Regions from separate parts of the Homo sapiens genome. Here region 2 is linked to region 1. A link is a loop called in an ENCODE intact Hi-C map of the cell type or tissue named here. Cell type or tissue: gastrocnemius medialis. All regions are shown on one strand. Each heading gives the region's core, and the rest is flanking DNA. Links, peaks and the distances in the headings are about the cores only.

Region 1 (5,371 bases), core at 293-5,292:
TGTTTCTGGGGCTGGCTCCTTGGGTTCCACAATGGAGGAGTTCAATTTGAAATCATCATATTCAATAATACCATCCAGACCCTGGTTTGGAGACAGACTGGGGGTGGCATCCGACTCTCAGCACCCCCCACAGCCCCACCTCCCATCTCCAAGTCTTCAGTGGTCACTCCCCCCTCCTCCTCAGACCCAAGAGAAAGCTCCTTTTGGAGGCAGAGTTGCAGACAGATGGACAGACTGGCAGGCTGAGAGCATCTGCGAGCATACAGGTGTAAGGCAGCAGAGGGGGCTCGGGCAGACAGGTGGACAGACACGAGGGGCAGCCGGCCGGGTCAGGGGCAGGCGGCATGACTCACTGGGTTGTAGCAACTCTCCATGTCTCTGGGCTAGGCCCGGCTCTGTCTAGTGGCTCCGGCCAGGTTCTGCTTCCCAGAATTTTAGACGCCCGCCTAAAGTTGGGAGGAGTGGCGTGGGGGAGGGGGTCAGATCTAAATGGGGGTGGGCGGGAGATGGGGGCCCAGATTTGGGGGAGGGTCCGACCTCCTCCAGCCGCCTGTCCGGGTGTGGCGGGTGAGATCCGGTGGAGAGCGAGATCCGGAGTTGGGCTTGGCCGGGGAAGGGGCAGGAAAGTTAGAGCAGCTTAGGAAAGTCCCGAAAATACCAAGGGGAGGCGGGGCCGGAGGGGGCGGGCCTGGAAATGACGCCACTGGCCCCGCCCTCGCGACGGGAGGGGCGGGAGGCCCTCGACAGTCTACGGGCTCCCGCTGCTTTTCAGCGGGCAGAGGTCTAGGAGAATCCGGGAAGCCCCGGTGGGGGTTAAGCCCCCTCCTCCCTCCAGGGCAGGGAACAGGAGGGTCTTTCACGGCCGGGAGGAGGCTGGCAGTCTGGGGCCAAGTCCGCCTCCCGCTCCCCTCCCCCGGTCTGGAGCAACCTTGGGATTTTCTGCCAGGAGGGAGGCCACGGCTGATAAACCCCGGGGGCTTTTGGGGGGACATTCCTGCTGTCGGACGGCCTCCCCTTCGAACAGCCTGTAGGCGGGGGCTCTTTCCTGTGGGAGGCCCCGGGGTTCTGCCCCGAGAACGCGATTCTGGGGCTGCGGGAAAAGTGTCTCCTCCTCGGAGTGGGCTCTTTTCTCTCTCTCCCAAACCTCACAACAGCAGCTGGTCCCACACCGCACCGGTTCTGGGCGCGCAGGCGACAGGGAGATCTCTGCACGCTCCCCCCCCCCCCCCCCCACCTAATACAAGAGTGTGTCTCCATCACAGCTCCACAAGTGTGTTTCGGCTGTAGTGCTTGGTTGCATGTTGTGTGTCCATGGCGTCAACATGAGTGTGCAAGCGAGCATGTGTGTAGATAGGTGAATCCCGAGCTTCTCAGTGTGGGTGTGTGTCAGCGCCTGTCTTGATGTACGGACACGGGTGAGCGTATCTTGAGTTTGTGCGTGAAGGGTGTGGGTGCAGGCACCAGTGCACCGGTGGGCACGTCTCCGTGTGCATGTGTGTGCGAGTGCGACTGCACGGACGCTGCCGTGTGTGCGCCAGCACAGGTACAGGTGTACGTACGGGTCCGCGTATCTTTGTACAACGGTGTCGACGTGGATCCGAGTGTCGTCGCCTGCGCGCCCTTTCCGGCTGTGTGCAGCTGCTGCTCTCCAGCCCCAGGCGCTGTCCGCTAAAGGCCCTCCTCCCTCTTTTCTCTTGTCCCGGCCACCCAGGGGTCTGAATCCAGCCACTCACCGTGGCGGCGGCTCTGGTTGCGGCTTCTCTCCGCGCCCGACCCACCTGGGACCGGTCGCGACACCTCGCCTGCCAGCAGGGCTCAGGGCCGGGAAAGCCCCTTCTCGGCCCCCCGGAGGGGGGAATTCCCATGACGTTTCCGTGCGTCACGCCTCGCGCCCTTTTTCATTGGCTGAAAGTTTAACTCTGGACTGGCGCAGCCAACCCGGAGCGACTCGGGCGCGCCCCTGAGAGGGGACAGGCTCACTCAGGGCGGGGAGCGGGGTGACAGGACACCAGGCGCGAGTTCGGCCGGCCAGGGGACCGCCGAGAAGGTACCCGCTGACCCAGCGCCACCCCGGGCCGGGAGCTTCCGCTGCCTCTCGGCTTTGGCTGCGCCTAACGCTTGGCTTTCTCTGAAGCGGGGGATCCCCAGGGGGAAGCCGACGGCCCCAGCCCTCGGGGCCCCCACCCTGAGCGGCGCGCTGCCGGGAAGTTAGCGGAAGAGGAAGGAAGTTATTCTTGCGGTCGGTCCCGGGCGCCCTCTGGCGGCCTCCCTGGGCCCGCGAGTAGACTCCATTCGGCCCCGGCCCCTCTCTCGCTCCGTCTCATCAGCCTCAAGGCTCCGGGAGAGACAGTCCGGACCTCGAACTTTTTTAGAAGTGACAGGTTCCCAGCGGGCCAGGGCTCAGGAGCTCTGCTCAGGAGAAGGGAAATGAAGTGTTTATCCACCAAGGAGATCTGGAATATTAGAACTGAAAAAGGCATCCAGAGTTTAAACAGCTCAAATTTCCACCGATGTGGGAAATCGCCTCTTTTTTTTAGTCTCAGGCTGGAATGCAGTGAGGGGATTTTGGCTCACTGCAACCTCTGCCTCCCGGGTTCAAACCATTCTCCTGCTGCAGCCTACCGAGTAGCTGGGATTACAGGCGGCCACCACCACGCCCGCCTAATTTATGTATTTTTAGTAGAGTTGGGGGTTTCACCACGTTGGTCAGGCTGGTCCCGAACTCCTGACCTCAGGTGATCCGCTGGCCTCCGCCTTCTAAAATGTTGGAATTACAGTCGTGAGCCACTGCGCACGGCCTATTTATTTATTTATTTATTTATTTATGTTTTTGAGACAGTGTCTTGCTCTGTCACCCAGGCTGGAGTACAGTGGCGTGATCATGGCTCACTGCAACCTCGAACTCCGGGGTGCGCCGATTCTCTGACTCTCCTGAGTAGCTGGGGCTACAGGTGCACACCACCATACCTGGCAAATTTTAAAATTTTTAGTGGAGATGGATCTCACTGCGTTGCCTAGGCTGGTCTTAAACTCCTGGGCTTAAGTGATCCTCCTACTTTGGCCTTCCAAAATGCTTGGATTTTGGATTACAGACGTGAGCCACTGTATGCTGCCGAATTGCCTCTTATAGACCTTCCAATTTCCACCTGAACACTTCTAGAGGCAGCGAGGTCAGGACAGAAATTCACCAAGCACGGAGTACATGACTGGACCTCTCTCTGGTCAGTAGCGTTTCTCCTTAGCAGGTGCCATGAGTAATCTCCCTGCCTGGAGTCCTCCTCCCTTAGGCTTATGGTAGAACATAAACTATCTCGGGTCTTTCCTGCAGCTTGCCCCAGACGTTTTTAAGAACAGAATCACAGGCCTGCACTGGCACTAAGTAAAGAGAGACTATTATGGCTCTCGATTTGGGCTGTTTCCTATTACTTCCCCACCCCTCTTCATCTTGCCTGCAAATATAGTGTCCTAGTTGCTAGGTTCGGGTACTTTAGAAGTTCTTATTCTCCCTCCCAACAACCCTAGGAGGTGAATATTACTTTTACTGATGAAGAAATTAAGGCTCAGAGAGGTGGAGTAACAACCAAACACACAGCTAGAAAGGGACAGAGCCAGGATTCAAACCCAATCTGTTGACTCCAGGATGAAGCTTTCTCCCCTAAGTTTATATAAAACAAAGCAGCCCTTTCCACCTTACTGTGGGCCTCTCAAACAAATATCATAAGATTCTGCCAAACAATTTGCTGAAATCCAGATATGTTGTCTACTACGTTTCTCTGGTAAGTCAGATTCCTAACCTTAAATTAAAATGGACTAAGGCCGGGCATGGTGACTCACACCTGTAATTTCAGCACTTCAGGAAGCCAAGGCTGGTGGATCACTTGAGCCCAGGAGTTCGAGACCAGCCTTGGCAACATGGTGAAACCCCGTCTCAAAAAATTGAAGGGGTGGGTTGCCCCTCCACACCTGTGGGTGTTTCTCGTGAGGTGGAATGAGAGACTTGGAAAAGAAAAAGACACAGAGACAAAGTATAGAGAAAGGACTCGAGGAACCAGCATTCAGCATATGGAGGATCCCGCCAGCCTCTGAGTTCCCTTAGTATTTATTGATCATTCATGGGTGTTTCTCTGAGAGGGGGATGTGTCATGGTCACAAGACAATAGTGGGGAGAGGGTCAGCAGACAAACAAAGGTCTTTGCATCATAGACAAGGTAAAGGATTAAGTGCTGTGCTTTTAGATATGTATACACATAAACATCTCAATGCTTTACAAAGCAGTATTGCTGCCTGCATGTCCCACCTCCAGCCCTAAGGCGGTTTTTCCCTATCTCAGTAGATGGAACGTACAATCGGGTTTTATACCGAGACATTCCATTGCCCAGGGACGGGCAGGAGACAGATGCCTTCCTCTTGTCTCAACTGCAAGAGGCATTCCTTCCTCTTATACTAATCCTCCTCAGCACAGACCCTTTACGGGTGTCGGGCTGGGGGACGGTCAGGTCTTTCCCTTCCCACGAGGCCATATTTCAGACTATCACATGGGGAGAAACCTTGGACAATACCTGGCTTTCCTAGACAGAGGTCCCTGCGGCCTTCCGCAGTGTTTGTGTCCCTGGGTACTTGAGATTAGGGAGTGGTGATGACTCTTAACGAGCATGCTGCCTTCAAGCATCTGTTTAACAAAGCACACCTTGCACAACCCTTAATCCATTTAACCCTGAGTTTGACACAGCACATGTTTCAGAGAGCACGGGGTTGGGGGTAAGGTCATAGATTAACAGAATCTCAAGGCAGAAGAATTTTTCTTAGTACAGAACAAAATGGAGTCTCCTATGTCTACTTCTTTCTATACAGACACAGTAACAATCTGATCTCTCTTGCTTTTCCCCACAAAAATACAAAAATTAGCCTGTCTCATAACTAGGTCTCTAAATAAATAAATTAAAAATTAAAAATTAAATGTATAATGGAGTAAATTCATCTTGGTATACTCTAGCTTAGTAAACCCGTGCTGGTTACCACTGATCACATCTATCCTTTCAAAGTGCTCATAAATTGCCACCAAAATCAGCACGGATTCTTTGAGTCTCCACAACATCTCTAAAAGCACCCCTAAGGGTTGAGCTATTTTAGTTACAACAGTCTAAGGCGTAATTTATCTAAAGATGAACAAAACAAGACCTTTATTAGAGAACATTTCAAACATACAAAGATTTTCACTTTGGGAGGCTGAGGCAGGCAGATCACTTGACCTCAGGAGTTTGAGAACAGCCTGGGCAACATAGGGAGACCTCATGTCTACTTAAGTTAGCCACATGTGATGGTGAGTGCCTGTAGTCCCAGCTACTCGGAAGGCTAAGGTGGGAGGATTGCT
Region 2 (5,371 bases), core at 158-5,157, 190 kb before region 1:
ATTTTTAGTAGAGACAGGGTTTCACCGTGTTAGCCAGGATGGTCTCGATCTCCTGACCTCATGATCCACCCGCCTCGGCCTCCCAAAGTGCTGGGATTACAGGCGTAAGCCACCGTGCCCAGGCTTAATCACATTTTAAAAGAAAAAACCCAGAGAATGAGAGAAAATATTTGCAAATCATATATCTAATAAGTATCCAGCATATATTAAGTATTTTGTATCCAGAATATATAAAGAGTTCTTACAACTCAATAATAAAAGATAAATAATTCAATTTAAAAATGAGCAAAGGATCTGAATATATTTCTCCAAAGAAGACATACAAATAGCTGGCCGGGCATGGTGGCTCACACCTGTAATCCCAGCACTTTGGGAGGCCAAGGCGGGCAGATCACCTGAGGTCAGAAGTTCAAGACCAGCCTGGCCAACATGGTGAAACCCCGTCTCTACTAAAAATACAAATATTAGCCAGGTGTGGTGGCATGAGCCTGTAATCCCAGCTACTAGGGAGGTTGAGACAGGAGAATTGTTTGAACCCGGAAGGCAGAGGTTGCAGTGAGCCAGGATCGTGCCATTGCCTTCCAGCCTGGGCAACAGAGTGAGACTCTGTCAAAAAAAAAAAAAAAAGATATACAAATAGCTAATAAGCACATAAAAAGATCCTCAATGCCATTAACCATCAGAGGAATGCAAATCAAAACCACAATGAGGCCAGTGCAGTGGCCTCCCAAAGTGTTGGGAGGCCAAGGTGAGAGGATCGCTTGAGGCCAGGAGTTTGAGACCAGCCAGGGCAACCATGGCAAAACCCCATCTCTATAAAAAACAAACAAACAAACAAAAAATTAGCTGGGTGTGGTGGCCCAAGCCTGTAGTCCCAGGTACTCGGGAGGTTGAAGTGGGAGGATTGTTTGAGCCCGGGATGTGGAGGCTGCAGTGAGCTTTGGTCGCACCATAGTATTCCAGCCTGGATGACAGAGTGAGACCCTGTCTCAAAAAACAAAAGAAAAGAAAACAGAAAACCCACAATGAGACACCACCACTTCATATCCACTAGAATGTTTAAAACAAAAAAGATGGCAATTACAAGTATTATCTGGCAATAAAAAGGAACAAAATACTAATATATACTATAACATGAACCTTAAAGACATTATGCTAAGTGAAAAAAGCCAGTCATAATAGACCTTATATGATTCCATCCATATGGAATGTCCAGAATAGGCAAATCTATGGAAACAGATAGTAGATTAGTGGTTGTCTAGGGCTGTGATGGTTGGAGGGAATAGGGAGTGACCAATATGAGGTTCTTTTTTTATGGTGATGGTTTCACAACTGTGGATTACATGGTATGTGAATCGTATGTCAATAAATCTGTTATTAAAAAAGAAAATATAGCAGGCAAAAGGAAGGAATCTTGAGGCACAGGCAAAGTAGGGGAAGCAAGGCCAAGCCTTTAAATTCCTTGTTCCCACCACCCCAGGCACAGCAGCCTGGCCTGGGAGAAACCTGACCCATAATGCTGAGACATCACAGCACTGTGTATGTCTACATGACCTGAACAATCACCTACTAACATGTTCTTTTCTACAAATGAGAAAAGGATGCTTGAGATTGCCCACAGTCTCACAGTACGTCAGTGATGATGGGCATGGCCCAACACTTTCCAAACTTTGGGCTCATCCACAACACCCATCAGCATGTTTGCCATATCTGTGCACCATCTGTACCATTACTTACCTGTATTTTTCCCCCTAAAATTGACTTGCCTTTTTTTTTTAACCTAAACAAACTTACTCTGAAAAGGCAACTTCATATCACTATACTAAATAAGGAAAATTAATGGCAAATTAGCGTTGCTTACCTCAAGTGGTAACTTCAGGATAATATAACAAAATGTTATTAATTTCTAACTGATATTGTTGCCTACCTAAAATTGTTTAAAAAATGAAATAAACAAGGGTCAAAGAGCTGTTCAAGGTTTAAAGAGTCATATAGAGCTGAGACAAAATCACCAAGACTGAGAGAGAACAAACTGGGCCGGGCATGGTGGCTCATGCCTGTAATCCTAGCATTTTGGGAGGCCCAGTGAGAGGATCTCTTGAGCCCAGGAGTTCAAAACCAGCCTGGGCAACATAGTAAGACCCCATCTTAAATTAAAAAAAAGACAAAGAGAACCAAAGAGAGAAAAGTGGCTTCACTATTCATGCTACCAGTTACCACTCTTGTGCAGTTACCAGCTGAAATCGCCTGCTGGTTTTGGCAAACCCTGGCTTAGTGGTGAACTTCGGAGTTGGGAAGGCCCTGTTTCTATTTGCCTCCATCCCTAACTGGATGTGACCCTGGGCAACTTGCCCAAACACAGTATCTAAGCCTGTTAACAGGAAATAGCGTGCCTACTCAATATGCTTTCTACTGCAGTATGTTATTACTCGTGTACTGGAATACAGTACAGATACTCTCACCCAAGTCACCAGAAAACAGGACTGGCCACAGAGCTTGTCGCTACCAGCAAGTGCCCAGTAGGTGGCACCATTGCTCCTGGTTTAAGAAACAGATGGGCCAGTTCCCTGGAGCTCTGCATCCCTATCTGATGTCTAGTCTGTAGAAACATACCCCAAACCGAACATCACACACCAGGGCCTGTTGTGGGGTGGGGAGAGGGGGGAGGGATAGCATTAGGAGATATACCTAATGTTAAATGACGAGTTAATCGGTGCAGCACACCAACATGGCACATGTATACATATGCAACAAACCTGCACGTTGTGCACATGTACCCTAAAACTTAAAGTACAATTAAAAAAAAAGAAAAAAGAAAAAGAAACATACCCCAAACCGGGTGGGGATTTATTTAGGCTGGAAACAGGGAAAAGGCTGGAAAGATTTGGAGCCATGACCTTTGACCTTTTATTAACCAGAATTAACATGATTTTAAAATACTGTGCAAACCCAAACTGTTTGAACCAGAATGACCAAAAAGCACTTTGTGCAGGCTTAATAACTTGGGAAGAGGCTTAATTTAGGCAGCTGGGAAAGGGAGACTCTAAGGCAAGAAAAGGGAGTCGGGCCCAGGTGTTGCTCTAGGATCAACACGTTCCACCCTGAGCATGTGTGATCAGGCTTTGGCCAAAGGTACTCCTGAGTTAAAGTGGGGAGCAGAAAGTGCAACTTCCATCAGAAATGCTTGGAGAGCAGGACACTAACAGAAACTTCTAGTGAGGGGCAGGGTCTTCCGCAGCTCTGCCTGATGAAGGAACTAGACTTATGAGCTCTTCTGTGGACAAGAAATGGTCTTTCTTAACAATGAAAGAGCCCTGGTCACAGTTTTCAAGCATGGGACAAAGCCACAATGAGTTCATTCTTGAGTCCGGTCTGGTCTTTATGCCCTGGATGCTCAGACCCATTCTGTTGGAGCCACTGTGGGGTCTCAGCACTCAGGCCCCTGCGCCCACCCTGGGAAGCTCTTGGCCCCTTCAGAGGGGCTTTCAAATGCTAATAATGTCTCAGTTAGAGGCCCAGCTGTTCAGTCCAGCGGTTACAGGAGCTGGCTTCCTCTCTCTTGCTCCCCAAGGTATCCTCATTGAAAAGTCAGGGTGAAAATCCCAGAGACCTCCACTTAAACCACACAGCAGAGGCTCCCCCGCACCCAGTGTCTGAAAGAACGTCGCCATTCCAGGTAAGGGCTGGGTAGACACTTTCTATTCCCTTCCCTCCTTGGAGCTTTGCCCCCAGGTACCAGGAGAAACCTCCCTCAGCTACCCGACTTTTATGTTGTTTGGCAAATTCACTGGAAGGGAAATACCACTCCAGGATAGCAAAAGGAGTCTCTCCCCTCCCCGCCAAAAATGCTAGTTACAGTTCTACACCTTGCTCACTTGGGAGAAAGATTTCATTCCTCCACGTCTCATTCCCCATTAACAAACAACTCCTGGGCAAGAACTCTGAAAACGTGGGGGGTGCTGAACAGGCGCACAGAATCCTACTGGCTCCTCCAATTGGCCATCACCCCACCCCCACCTCCCTGACATCCAGCTTCAGTTATGGTGGTTTGAAGTTGGACTGTCCCGGATATAATAAGTTAGCAAAATCTAGGGAGAGGGGTTGCAGAAGAAAACAGCTATTGTTTGTAAAATAGTGCTGCCTTTGAAACATAGAAGCAAATACATTCCTTGAGTTCTTACAAATACATTCTTCAAGAGTTCTTAATTCATCCTAACTCTAGACAGTGCCAGCCTGCCTCCCTTCTGTGCAAAAGTACAGGCCCCGTGATGTTCTACATAATAGCCTGGAAACTAACACCCCAACCCAGGGTCAGAATTAACATGCTTGGTCTGTGGAGCGGGGACTAATGTTCCCTTTGGGAGCCCAGGAGCGTGAAGCTTGGCGCTGTGAAAGCCAAATGCCCCTTTTCTCCAGGTGCTCTTCTGCGTGCTCTGAGATTATTCCGTGCTTTCCAGGGACAGAGAACAAGGGCAGGAAACGCAGCTGGACTGTGCCAGGTGTCACAGGAGTGGCTAGTCTGCAAGAGGTGTTTTTGAGAGAGCAGGAAAATGGGAGGTGACCCAAAGCAGGCTGGGAGACTCAGGTCTGTCAACTTGGAGGTCAAATATTTGACAATGGCACAGCCATCATAATCTCTCAAGAAAAAATCTCCACTCCTCTTGCATTTCTGGTGTTCACAAATCATTCTGATAACCAGGGCTTAAGTGTCTTCTGTGAACACCCGGAGCTGGTCCTAGGGGGGCTTAGCAGTTCTTTCCCAAAATGTCAGATGTGCCAGACATGTCCCCAGTAACACAGACTGCTGAGGAGGAAAGGTTCAGTTAGCCTATGCCCCATATCTGGAAGTCCCAGGATGAAGCCGACACCTGTGGGGAGACTGGCAACTGCCTAACCCGCCCTCCTTCCTGAGAAGGCTCAAGCTGCTACTGCTGCGGCCATGGTGGACTGCGCAGCGGAGCTGGGCCCAGAGGAGGCTTCCTCTGAGATTGGAAGACAGCTCCTTCTCAAGTCAACAGAAGGCCCACGAGCAGAAATATATTTACGGGGGCAGAACTACAGGTCCACACAGGCCTGGGAGCTTCATGACTCCCCAGTGAGAGGAGGAGAAAATCTGGAGTTTTTGTTGAACAAAACATCTCTGGCTGAGGCAGTGAAGGAAATAAAGTTCAAAGTTAGTCCTGTTGGCTTCTGCCCAGCCCAGATGCTCCTAATGGGGGCCACTCAGTCTGCCTACTGCCCCCACTGGATCTCTCTGTAAGCCCATACTAATTTCTAAAACCCATGCCTAATTTCTTCTTCTTCTTTTTTTTTTTTTTTTTTTTTTTTTTTTTTTGGAGACAGAGTCTCTCTCTGTCGCCCAGGCTGGAGT

What was found. Hi-C counts contacts between places; a loop is a spot of excess contacts. Peaks named below come from ENCODE experiments on the same cell type or tissue, not always from the same donor. Only the 100,000 strongest peaks of a DNase experiment are listed, where the experiment ranks them.
Region 2: a loop joins it to region 1, with 8 times the contacts of the local background. A loop is called at or near these places in 69 of 110 quality-filtered maps.

The regions. Positions count from the first base shown.
Region 1 is chr10:102,390,963-102,396,333 of GRCh38, reverse strand. It overlaps NFKB2 (nuclear factor kappa B subunit 2), which reads right to left and starts at 629. Exons shown (of 23, transcript NM_001322934.2): 1 at 538-629; 2 at 354-446; 3 at 1-81. The coding sequence starts at 374. RefSeq lists enhancers at 34-153, 564-613, 1,664-1,953, 3,793-4,299, 4,300-4,807 and a silencer at 1,964-2,363. In gastrocnemius medialis, for the core only: CTCF peaks have their summits at 2,061 and 2,262 (motif pointing left); DNase peaks (open chromatin) are centred at 713, 1,943 and 2,213; H3K4me3 peaks cover 2,424 bases; H3K27ac peaks cover 2,476 bases.
Region 2 is chr10:102,581,145-102,586,515 of GRCh38, reverse strand. All of the region lies in intron 3 of SUFU (SUFU negative regulator of hedgehog signaling), which reads right to left. Among named protein-coding and RNA genes, the nearest start is that of TRIM8-DT, 59 kb to the left of the region's middle. In gastrocnemius medialis, for the core only: a CTCF peak has its summit at 2,524 (motif pointing right); a DNase peak (open chromatin) is centred at 2,535; H3K27ac peaks cover 364 bases.